Linked DNA regions of Homo sapiens: region 1 is linked to region 2. Evidence: chromatin loops called from intact Hi-C (ENCODE). Cell type or tissue: sigmoid colon. All regions are shown on one strand. Links, peaks and the distances in the headings refer to the core of each region. The heading gives the core; the rest is flanking DNA.

Region 1 (6,446 bases), core at 1,747-4,246, 170 kb after region 2:
TGTATGTTGATATTCCTTCCAATCAGTTTACAGTATTTTGAGTTGGATTAAGATGCGTGAGGGACAAGTTATAAACTAATCATTAAGGATCTTCTAATACCGTATGCATGTCTTTCTGTCTGTAAAATGTGCTCATTATAAAAGTTCATACAGTATAGGGGCAAATTGAAGTAAAACGTGAAAAGTTCCTCTCTCCCAGCAAGCGCACTTCAAATGGTATCTAGTGGTATCCATGGGTATCACTGTGAATACTGCAAAGATACCAGTGCTCAATGGTATAATGTTTAATATAAGAGTTTAATGTAAGGTTTGGTGAGTAAACCAGGACTATAGCAGGGAAAGGAGTTAAAAAGCCTTATCTAGCTAGCCTGTTCTTTTGCCTCACCTAGGAGTATAGAAAGGTGGTTTAACAAACCCGGAACTTGCTTCCATTTGCTTTTTTCCTAGGTCTAGTCTGTTCTGATTCAAATAAAGTAAACTGAGGCAAGCTTAATATATCCTGAACTCATGTATCAAATTGTCTTTAAGTGCAAATACAGTTTTAAAAATATTTTAGTTTTTCATGCATGGCGTTAAATAGTTCTATGAGATATGTTACGGAAAACTATCCTCTACTCACATACACATCATATTCTGCTTCCAGAGGTAAGCAATTTTTGCTCATTTAGCTGATTCTTAGGGACTTTACCTCTTTATCATTAAGTCTACATACACATTGCCATTTCTTGATTTTCTTTTTAGTGGTATGTATTACCTATTGACTTCTCACTCTACTCCAGAAGATGGAGGGTATAGCTGTCTATATACAGCTTCTTCTCACTTCTCCCTTCCTGTTTTTCCATTCTCCAAATATATTTTGATTGAGCTCATATTCAGTGTTTATATTAAAATGACTATATACTTGAAATTTACTGCTAACCTCCATATACTCTTGTGACTACATCCCCTTTCTGGAATATCATTTTACTTTTACTGGAATGAATATATGTTTAAAAATATTTAATTTTCTATATGGTGATCACTGTTTCAACTTCAGACTTTCTCCCAGTTGATTAAATCTCTCTGGTTCAAGCCAAATTAGCGTTCCATTAATTGCATCTTCTTAAAATTCTATTTATTTCTTTTCTTTCTTTTTTTTTTTTTTGTAGTCTTCAGGATTATCCTTAGGTTTTTTTTCCTAGGCTGGTGAGCTTCTCTGGAGAAGATTCTTCCAGTCTTCTATGCTGGCTGCCAGTGTTTTAGTAGCCCATTTGGGAAAGAAGGGTTGGAACATGAGGATGGTCCCCATTGTTCCAGTCTATGAACTTTCATCAAATCCTTCTAGGTCAGGGTTTCTCAGCTATCAGCACTATTGACATTTGGGCTAGATAGTTTTGTGAGTGGCTGTCCCATGCACTGTAGGATGTTTAGCAGCATCCCTGGCCTGTACACACTAGATGTCAGTAGTACACATTTACCTTCTTCAGTTGTGACAACTAAAAACGTCCGTAGACATTGTTACATGTTGCTTGTAGGACAAAATCCACCCCCAATTGAGAATCACCACTGCTCTAGGTAGAGAGGGTTAACAGTAGGCCTGAGTCCTTTTCTTCGTGGAAAATGACCTTGGGTTTTCCTTCTCCTGGCATTCTTTTCCTGGACACATACTGGATTAAGAATTAAATATAGAATATCTCCAGGTAATATTGTTTATTGTGAAACTGACCCCTGTTGGTGAGTGTATATGGACCAGGAAGACTGTCCATGAATGAATAAATTAGCCTATGAAAAGACATAGACCTTGACTTCGTGGTGTGCAGTGTAACTCTTTTTTTTTTTTTTTTTTTTGAGACAGAGTCTCACTCTGTTGTCCAGGCTGTAATGCAGTGGCGCAATCTCAGCTCACTGCAACCTCCGCCTCCCAGGTTCACATGGTTCTCATGCCTCAGCCTCCCGAGTAGCAGGGATTACAAGCACATGCCACCACGCCTGGCTAATTTTTGTATTTCTTTTTTTTAGTGGAGACAGGGTTTCGCCATGTTGGCCAGGCTGGTCTCGAACTCCTGACCTCAAGTGATCCACCTGCCTCGGCCTCCCAAAGTGCTGGGATTACACTGTGGGAGCCACTGCACCTGGCCAGCAGTGTAACTCTTATAAATGAGCATGAACGTGTTCTTTAAGGGGCCCTGGAACTTAACCTCATTGGCTGTTAAAAGGTACTGCTGGTTCCCATGGAGCATGAAGTTTCCCTAAGCCAGGGTGTTTTCTGCACTTACCATGTGGTCTCTTTCCCTTACAATGAGCTATTTATGGGCCCAAAAAGGGCCTGTGGTGAGCTGTATGGACTCCCTCAGAAGATGGCATGTCTCTTTTTATTTATTCAGAACTGAGTGAATCTGGCTTCAAGCTATGGTCTGTTGGGTCTTGTCAGCGAATGTTAATCTGTACCTGAGACCACTGCTGGTGGGTGAGTGAGTAAAAGAGGGAATCTGAGAATTAGCTGCTTTCTTAAATGTGTTTTCAACCATTCTTCCTGCTTTTAGTCGCACCATCACCTGTCTACTCTTGCTTCTGAGGACTTCTGAGGTTACACGATATAAATTGAGTGCTCCTCTGCTTTTCTCCAGTGCTGGCCCAGCATTCAGCTTCTCTTGGATTTGCTAAATTGGTTACCACTCAGCCATATGCTTTTTTTCCACATCTTCCCACCCCCATTTTAATCCCTGTAAAACAATGCTTCACAACTTGGGCTACTTTGTCCTGCTGGGTATATGCAACATTTTTGGTTGTCCATCAAGGGCGTGTGCTACTACTGGCATCTAGTGGGTAGAGGCCAGAGGTGCTGCTAAACATCCTACAGTGCACAGGACAGCCCACATGAAGGATAATTATCTGGCCCAAAATAGAGCCAAGGTTGAGAAACCACATTTTAAATCGTGTGGCACCTGTTAGTCACGATCAGCAAGGTGGCAGTTATAGTACGTTGTATGAAGTCCTTCTGTTGAAAGTTTCTAATAAAGATCAAGAAAGTACCAGCATCAAATCTTCTTAGATTTAAGGAAATATAGGTATCTTTGGCCAGTCCCTCTCTCCTGAACTCCAGGTGCATATATTCCATCTCTAATCAATATCTCTATTTGGATGTCTAATTGTGTATTATATTTCTCCAGAGAGATAGAACCAATAGGATATGAGTGGGGATTTATTATGGAAATTAGCCCACACCATTATGAAGGCTGAGAAGTCATGTGACAGGCTGTCTGCAAGCTGGAGACCCTAGGATGGTGGTAGTGTGACTTAGTCCAAGTCAAAAAGCCTCGGAACCAGGAAAGCCCATGGTATAATTATCAGTCCTAGGCTGAAGGCCTGGGTACCCAAGGGAGGCTGCTGGTATAAGGCCTGCAGTACAAAGACTGGAGAGCCTGGAGTTCTGATATCCAAGAGTAGGAGCAGAGTGTCCCACCTCTAGGAAGGATAGGGAGGAAATCACCTTTTCTCTGCCTTTTTTGTTCTATCTGGGGCCCTCAGTCAATTGGATAGTGCCTACCCACAATGAGGATGGATCTTCCCCACTCAGTCCTGGTTCACACACCATCTCCTCTGGAAACACTCTCACAGACATACCCAGATGCTTTACCAGTTCTCTAGGTATTCCTTAATCCAATGAAGTTGATACCTAAAATTAACCATCATAAATAGATTGCTCAAATTTAACTGGTCTAAACCTAAAGTCCTGCTCTTTCTCTTCAAACTTATTTCTCCCACTGTCTTCTCTATCTCAAATAATGGATATTCCATCCGTCTAGTTCATCAAGCAAACTCCTTGGAGTCTTTATCTACTTATTTTCTTTCTACCTCCCTTTCAATCCAGCAGCAAATTCTGTTGGCCTTATCTTCAGAATATGTCTAGAATGTGATCACTTCTCACCGCCTTCACTGCCACCAAGCCAATATCATCTTGATTTAGATTTTTGAATAGGCTTCCTTCTGGTCTTTCTGCATTCACCTTTCTCCCTTAACAGTCTATCATCCACACTGCAGCCAGAGTGATCCTTTTGAAAGATAAGTCAGATCATCTCTTTTCAAACCTAAAGGCTTTGCATCTCATGGTATAGCCCAAACCCCTATAATGCCTATAAAGCCTTGCCTGATCTGCTTTCCCATTACCACCTATTTTTCTTCCTTCTGTCCCTTACCCCACTAGCCATACTGTCCCATACTTGTTCTCAGCCAGTAGCCAGAGCCTGCCTCTTAGCCTTTGCACTTATTCAACCCTGCCCAGACGCCTTTCCCCAGTCTTCTGTGTAACATTCTCCTAGCTACCTTCTGGAATTTGCTCAAATGTCACTTTCTTATTGAGGCGTTCTTTGATTATGCTATTTAAAAATGGAGCTCCCCTTACTCTGCCATATTATTACCTTTTTTTTGTTTTGTTTTGTTTTGTTTTGTTTTTTTTGAGACAGATTCTCGTTCTGTCACCCAGGCTGGAGTGCAGTGGTGCCATCTTGGCTCACTGTAACCTCTGCTCCCTGGGTTCAGTGGATCCTCCTGCCTCAGTTTCCTGAGTAGCTGGGTCCTCAGGCATACAATATCATGCCCATTTAATTTGGAATTTGGAATTTTATACATGACAGTGTATTTTTAAAATGAAAATACTTTGTAAAGCTATTAGTTTATAGCAAATTCAAAGGATTTTTTTCATCATAATATACACAATCATCAAGTTTTCTTAAGATTCAGCAAAACCTTTTGCTAAATTTAAAGGAATAGGTAAGGTTGGCACAGTGACTCACGCCTGTAATCCCGGCACTTTGGGAGGCCAAGGCAGGCGGATCACCTGAGGTCATGAGTATCAGACCATCCTGGCTAACATGGTGAAACCCCATCTCTACTAAAAATACATAAATTAGCCAGGCATGGTGGCGGGCACCTGTAATCCCAGCTACTTGGGAGGCTGAGGCAGGAGAATCACTTGAACCTGGGCGGCAGAGGTTGCAGTGAGCTGAGATGATGCCACTGTACTCCAGCCTGGGCGACAGCAAGACTCCGTTTCAAAAAGTAAAATAAAATAAAATAAAGGAATAGGTATCAGATGAAAAAAGAGGCTGAAGATTTAGTGAAATCCAGGGGAAAAGCCTAATTCACACAAACATATTTCAAATAAACCCCCCCAATAATCACTGGCACATATGCCTTGACTCTTATTGTTGGTGTTTCTTGGAAATCTGTGTGTGTGTGTGTTTTTTTTTTCTGCAGAAGTAAAAAGCATCTTTAGGTTTAGGTCTGTTTTTGTTTTGGGTTTGTGGAGGGCTGGTGAAGGACCTTTTTTTTAGACAATAATAGAAATATATTCATGTGGCCTGGTGCAGTGGCTCACGCCCGTAATCCTAATACTTTGGGAGGCCGAGGTGGGCGGATCGTTTGAAGTCAGAAGTTCGAGACCAGCCTGGCCAACATGGTGAAACCCCGTCTCTACTAAAAATACAAAAAAAAAAAAAAATTATCCTGGCGTGGTGGCAGACACCTGCAATTCCAGCTACTCGGGAGGCTGAGGCAGGAGAATCACTTGAATCTAGGAGGTGGAGGTTGCAGTGAGCCAAGATCATGCCACTGTACTCCATCCTGGGTGACAGAGCGAGCCTCCATCTCAAAAAAAAAATGTGTATATATATATATATATATATATATATTCATCTATTTAAAATGAATAGGGGCTATAAAACAAAAAGAAATAGTTTTAAAAACATTTACAGATTTACCGGCTATATAATATCCAGTAGAAGGAGAGTAGAATAAAGAGAAAAGGGGGCAAAATAGAAAAATTGAGTGCTTGTTCTGTTAGCCATTGTGCTTTATGTCTTAACACACATTGTGCAGAGCCCAACACCTTGTGGAGGGCATGGTTATCCCTCTTTTACAATGGAAGGAACGGAGGTAGAGAGTGACTAAATAACTTGCCCAAGGGTTTGAACCCAAACATACTGGTTGTAGAGCTCATACCACCATATCATGCTACTTCATCACAGAACTGAAGGAAAATCAAGACAAGTAGACTGGCCAGTGCTCTCAGAGCCGGACCTAGATACAGAACTAACTACATGGGCAGGAGAGAAAAAGGCAAAGAGATGTATGTAATAGCATCCCCATCTTGTGGTGTTTTTGTATTTTTTAAAAATATTTTAAGGAAAATTAAGGTAAACTCTAGCTCTAAACTAAATAAAGCTTAAATAAAATTAAGATGAGGGCTGGCAGGTTCCCACTCTTCGTAGTAATATTAATCGTTCATAATTTTTATACCAACCTTTGAAGATCAATGCTGTGAGTACCCCGATTTTACATGTGAGGAAACAGATTAAATGATAGGCCCAGAATCACCTTGCCAATAAATGGCCACGCTGGGGCTTGAACCCAGGCACTCTAGCACCAGGGTCTCCATTCTTAACCATCATGCTATACTTATTTTCAAC
Region 2 (6,446 bases), core at 1,989-4,488:
CTAAATTAATGTGCATGATAATAAAATAAACTTGCCTAATCTTCCTGGAATCACTTGGGTAATTCCGAACACGGAGCGATAATACCACAAGCTTCTCTAAATGCAAGGCAGACACTTGCAAACCTGAGCTTTTAATACCAAACAAGTGCCAACTTTTTTTTTTTTTTTTTTTTTTGATATGGAGTCTCATTCTGTCGCCCAGGCTGGAGTGTAGTGGCGCGATCTCAGCTCACTGCGTGCTCCGCCTCCCGGGTTCACGCCATTCTCCTGCCTCAGCCTCCTGAGCAGCTGGGACCACAGGCACCTGCCACCACGCCCGGCTAATTTTTTGCATTTTTAGTAGAGATGGGATTTCACCGCGCTAGCAAGGATGGTCTTGATCTCCTGACCTCGTGATCTACCTGCCTTGGCCTCCCAAATTGCTGGGATTACAGGCCTGAGCCACTGTGCCCAGCCCTACAAGTGCTAACTTTTAAGTATATATATAATGTTATTCTCCGCATATCCACACCTCTACATCATCAAACTATAAGAACCCACTGACATTCTGGCACATTATCCAGGCTTCACCAAGCAACCTCATGTCCATACGTCTCCCAGAGCAGCCAACTCTAAGTGGCACTAACTGGAAAAGCAGCCTCGCATTGTCATCCCACAAGGAGAAGGGCAAAGCTCTGCTTTCAGATGCCAGTGTAGGGCCACTGGGCAAGGACCCTCCGATGCTGTTCCAATTTTTTCATTCTGTTCTTCCTTTTTTTTTTTAGACAGCGTCTCACTCTGTTGCTCAGGCTGGAATGCAGTGGTGTGATCTCAGCTAGCTGCAACCTCTGCCTCCCCAGTTCAAGAGATTCTCCTGCCTCAGCCTCCTGAGTAGCTGGGACTACAGGCCTATGCCCCGCTAATTTTTGTAATTTTAGTAGAGACGGGGTTTCACCGTATTAGTCAGGCTAGTCTCGAACTCCTGACCTCAAGTGATCCGCCCACCTTGGTCTCCCAAAGTGCTGGGATTACAGGCATGAGCCACTGCGCCCGGCCTCATTCTGCTCTTCTTTTTATTGTGATTTACTCTTCAGGTATATAAGACAGTGGTTTTCCAGCAGTATGCTATGGCACTCCATTTGTTTGGTAAAATAAATTTTGTAAAATCTATTTTTGCTGCAACTGAGTATACATATGGTTACACTGAGGTCTATCAAGATGCATTCTGCAAAAAGTAAAAGTTGTGGCGTAATGACAGATTGCAGCAAAGAACAATTACATGTTTTCCAAAACATGGAAACACTGTTCCCCAAACATAAAAGAAAACATCTTGGGAGGCCGAGGTGGACAGATCACGAGGTCAGGAGATCGAGACCATCCTGGCTAACATGGTGAAACCCCGTCTCTACTAAAAATACAAAAAATTAGCCAGGCGTGGTGGTGGGCGCCTGTAGTCCCAGCTACTTGGGAGGCTGAGGCAGGAGAATGGCGTGAACCTGGGAGGCAGAGCTTGCAGTGAGTTGAGATCACGCCACTGCACTCCAGCCTGGGCAACAGAGCGAGACTCTGTCTAAAAAAAAAAAAAAAAAAATGAAGACATCAAGGTAAAGGCAGTAAACTGAGCAGTCCTCAAACCTAGATGTGGCGTGGAAAGGGAAGCATAAGAGCTGTACCTTTGCTGTATGTACTTGTATGGATACCATAAGATACTGTTTTATCATATATCATACTGAACATGGTGGTGTAGTTTCAATTCCTTTAAGCCCCTATGTGTGTTGCCAATACTTACAGCACTTGAAAGTGTGCTACAAACACAGGAGATTGCGAGCCTCTAGTATGGCAGAAAGCTTTATACTTGTATGGAAGACCAGAGGAATATATACAGATTTATTCTGATTTAGGTTACCTAAGGGAACTCCCTCACACAGAATATGGAATTAGGGGAAGGCCTAATTTTTTTTTTTTTTTTGAAACAGACTCTTGCTCTATCACCCTAGGCTGGAGTGCAGTGCGCGATCTTGGCTCACTGAAACCTCTGCCTCCCAGGTTCAAGCCACCACACCCAGCTAATTTTTTTGTATTTTTAGTGGGGATGGGGTTTCACCATGTTGGCCAGGCTGGTTTCGAACTCCTGACCTCAAGTGATACACCCGCCTTGGCCTCCCAAAGTGCTAGGATTACAGGTGTGAGCCACCACGCCCAGCCAGGGAAAGCTTAATTTAAGGATGGACTCCGTATTCCACAGACAATTTTCAGAAATAAGTAGTCAAAGAAAATTAGACCAACCTGAAATCTGATGTCTCTATCAGAGGACATTCAATAATCTCGGGAATTATCTTTAGTTTGTGCTTTGAGATGTAACTATCCCTCAGGATTCCAAAAATAAAAGTCAATGGCTATCACAGTGCTTGAAACTCCTAAAAGTGTTACTCCTCCTTCTGCCTCTCTGTCTTTCAACTATGTTTCACCGGAGCATTTATTTTCCTCTGAAGGTTTGTGTCTGAACCAAAGGAAAATGCTGGGACCTCTTTTGGAGAAGTTTTGGCTTCAGTAAATTTTATAAGATAAACAAAAGTGAGACCTTCCCATCTCTGTCAATCATATTCATTCAAAATAACAGCACTCTCCAGGACCGGGGGTTGTGGGGAGGGAAAATGCTGGGGAGAAGGTAATGTCATGAATTGTTCCCCTGCAGCTGGTATTTCTCAGTAACAACTGTACATACAAAACAAAAGATCTCTTCAGAAAGCCAGGGACAGACAGAGAGGCCAATAAGAAGAGATCATTATAATCATATTTTAGAGATCAAACAGCTTGAATTACATTTGCTTGAGCCCAGTTAGGTTTCCTGGTTGTTTCAAATAGAACATAGCAATTTAGTGTACCCTAACATAAGAATATAATATAATGGCAAACATACATAATATTATCTCCAGGCATCTACCATGTAGCAGGTTTGTTATCTTCTACTTCTCTTCCACAGTGCTGGGGATAAAAGATAAAAGATATTCTAACACAGGGAGGCAGTATAGCACAGTGGTTAAGAGCATAGGCTTGGCATCGCATCAGGATAGAGTCCCAGCTTTGCCTCTTACTACTATGTTACCTTGGGCAAGTTTCTTAACCTCCCCAAAGGCTCAATTTCCTCAACTGCTAAACAGAAGTTGGGATTTATCTACTTGGTGGTTATGGTAAGAATTGAGAGAGAGAACTCATGTAAAACATTGAGCACAGTACCTGGCCTGCAGAGAGGACTTAGTAAATGTTTGCATTTAGAGTCAATAAATGTCTGAATACACAAATACTTTGTTTTTCCCTAGACCTCTCATTTTCTATCCTCATTCTACCCCCAATCTAAGCAAAAAGGAGGGAAGTATTTGGAAGTCATTGCAGCATGTTCGTCATGTCATATTGCTAAAAAGGAATGAGATAACTAACTTGCTAGGCTTGGTTTTGCTGTTGGATCAAAGGCCTGCTACACAGCTGTGCTCCTGCAAAGGACTGTTCCCTTCTCTCCTTCTAGCGTGTCCCCTTTACAGCTGCAGGACTCCAGTACACAGCAGCCACCATGACTGTTCATGGGGAGATGAGTATCACGTGTAAGCAATCAGTTGGCTCCCATCCAGGAAGTAAGGCTTACAAAACATTTATCCAGACACTAGTCTTCTGGGACAAAAGTCCACAGTGCTATCCACAGGCAGGTATTGGGAGTCGGACCAGGAGGCTTCCGGGAAAACAGTCTTGTCCTTTTTTATTAAATAGACAAAAATATGAAATGTGCCTAGCTTTAGAGCTTGGCCAGTTCTCTAAGATGTTTCCTTAACTGTCTATAACTTCTTCAAAACAACATTAAGAATGACCACACACTGGGGCTGGGCGCGGTGGCTCACGCCTGTAATCCCAGCACTTTGGGAGGCCGAGGCAGGCAGATCATGAGGTTAGGAGATGGAGACCATCCTGGCCAACATGGTGAAACTCCGTCTCTACTAAAAATACAAAAATTAGCTGGGTTTGGTGGCACACACCTGTAATCCCAACTACTCGGGAGGCTGAGGCAGGAGAATAGCTTGAAGCCAGGAGGCAGAGATTGCAGTGAGCCAAGATCGTGCCACTGCACTCCAGCCTGGCAACAGAGCGAGACTTGGTCTCAAAAAAAAAAAAAAAAAGGAATGACCACACACCACATAACCAGACCAAAAAAAAAAAAAAAAAGAGGAACTCTATTTCAGTCCACATGAACGATGAAATCAAGGAGGAATTTTACAATTACAGGTTTCCTTTGACAAAGGGGTTTTACGACTGCTTTGGCCTCAGAAGTGGGTGGTGCTTTCATTTGCAATGCCTTAAAAACTAAATGTTCACACCAGGGATAAGAAATCTGGTCACATGGAAAATCCAACTGCTGCTTCTAATGAGATGCTGTTAAAACCACATTTTAAAAATGCTTCCTAAAAGCATACAGAATGCATAAACATGAAGGTATTTGCCTGTGTCCAAAATTACAGAAGGGCTAAACAACACTGAGTTTCACTGGCCCAAAGCCAAGTGAAGCACTTCACCCTGACAGAAATTATAGTGCCGTCATTGTGTTGCAATAACCCTCTATAAAATGGAGCATTGTGTTTCTGCTGAGTCTTGAACAGAAAATGAATCAGGATCTGGCATCCTTAGAGGAATGGGGAGAAGTGTATTTTTGCTTACAGAGAAGAGGATATTCACTAAGTTCCACGAAGTAAATGTTTTGCTCATCTTTTTAAAAATTCTGCCTTTCAAAAGGAGCTATCTTTGACCCACATTTGAAAATGCTTATTATGTTCAGAAGATGTTGCCATCTTTTGCTCTATAAACTTTTAAAAAAGCACTTGCTGTTTGGTTTTGGAGTTGTGCTTTTTGTTGTTGTTGTTGTTGTTTTTGAAATGGAGTCTCACTCTGTCACCCAGGCTGGAGGGCAATGGCAAAATTTCAGCTCACTGCAACCTCTGCCTCCCAGGTTCAAGCAGTTCTCCTGCCTCAGCCTCCTGAGTAGCTGGCACTGTAGGCACACGCCACCACACCCAGCTAATTTTTTTGTATTTTTGGCAAAGATGAGGTTTCTCCATATTGCCCAGGCTGGTCTGGAATTCCTGAGCTCAAGCAATTCTCCCACCTCAGTGTCTCAAAGTGTTGGGATTACAGGCGTGAGCCACTGCACCTGGCCGTTCCCACGTTTTTAAGACTCAACTGTTACATGGAAAATAAGCTCAGGTACATATGCTCAAGTGCAGAAAGGTAAGCCTGGTAAAAACTAATAATAACCCTAGTGCAAAAAGACTCAAGTAGGCTGTCATTATGAAAAGTTGGTTGCTAGTTAGAAAAGAACAAAGGTCACTGTAGTTCAACTTTTACATTTTTATTTTTGTTTTTTTATTCCCTGGAATTGTATAATGTGGTGCTTTAGGCTAGATAGGGCCTACAGTTATTTTTTTTTTACCCTAATAAAACACTCTTATGGTTACTACTACCTAGCCCAATCCTACTCTTCCCCTATTTCAATACTCCAAGCATTTGTTTTGAAAACGTCATAAAAATCTAATTTTTATCAACTGACATATGTTCCAAATTGATTTTACTGAGAGCCTAAGCCCCTAATCTCTATTAACTTTTAGGTTCTTTTTGCCTTCAACCCAGAAGTTGTTGTGTCCACTAGAATGGAAGGCAAGAAATAGCCAATGACATATATACATGCATACATATATATATATATATATATTAGGATATCTGTACCTTTGAGGAAACAGCAATCGTTATAGCTATCCTTCATCAAGTATTATAGTAGGCACCTTGCTAAAGGCTTTAAAATGTGATCTCCTTTAATCCATACAACACTTTTTGAAGTAGAATCTATTATCTTCATTTTACAGAAGAGAAAACTAGGACTTAAGCAACTTGCCCAGGTTCATAGATCTAACAAATCAGAGAGCCAAGAGTGAAATCAGGCCAAATTAACATCCATTACACAATGCTGTCTCCCAAGCTCCAAGTCTGTTTACCCTGGGCAAATATTACACTTATATTTCAAAAGCAAAGGGAAGAGAGGGAAGTGGATGCTTCTAAATGCAGGAGAAGCAAATGGAAAATTTTGTGGCTATTTATTCATCCACAAAGTTTATTAAGGGACAAACACACTGTATGAGATCGTTGCAGGATTGCAGCGCAGTTCCTGTCTTCAGAGAGCTAACATTAACTGGAAAGACACCTAAGAATATAAGTCAAAATTTTAAAAGTGCTCCAATAGAGGTATACCCAAAGTATTGTGTGTAGGGGCATAAAGAAAAAAGAGATTTTTTCTGACTACTTGACAAACAGTTGGATAGACTCGTTTTGCCTTCTGATCATTACTACCACATTCATTTAACCTACTCATTAAGAACATTTGACACCTGTTTGCCAAAATTAATGCATAGTAATTCTGAATATTTGAAGACTTT

The links. Peaks named below come from ENCODE experiments on the same cell type or tissue, not always from the same donor. Only the 100,000 strongest peaks of a DNase experiment are listed, where the experiment ranks them.
Region 1: a loop joins it to region 2, with 4 times the contacts of the local background. A loop is called at or near these places in 62 of 110 quality-filtered maps.

The regions. Positions count from the first base shown.
Region 1 is chr2:203,480,792-203,487,237 of GRCh38, reverse strand. All of the region lies in intron 4 of RAPH1 (Ras association (RalGDS/AF-6) and pleckstrin homology domains 1), which reads left to right. Among named protein-coding and RNA genes, the nearest start is that of RAPH1, 51 kb to the left of the region's middle. In sigmoid colon, for the core only: a CTCF peak has its summit at 2,796 (motif pointing left); no DNase peak of the experiment used is centred there.
Region 2 is chr2:203,648,081-203,654,526 of GRCh38, reverse strand. No RefSeq gene overlaps it. Among named protein-coding and RNA genes, the nearest start is that of CD28, 55 kb to the left of the region's middle. In sigmoid colon, for the core only: a CTCF peak has its summit at 2,957; DNase peaks (open chromatin) are centred at 3,044 and 3,607; H3K27ac peaks cover 1,413 bases.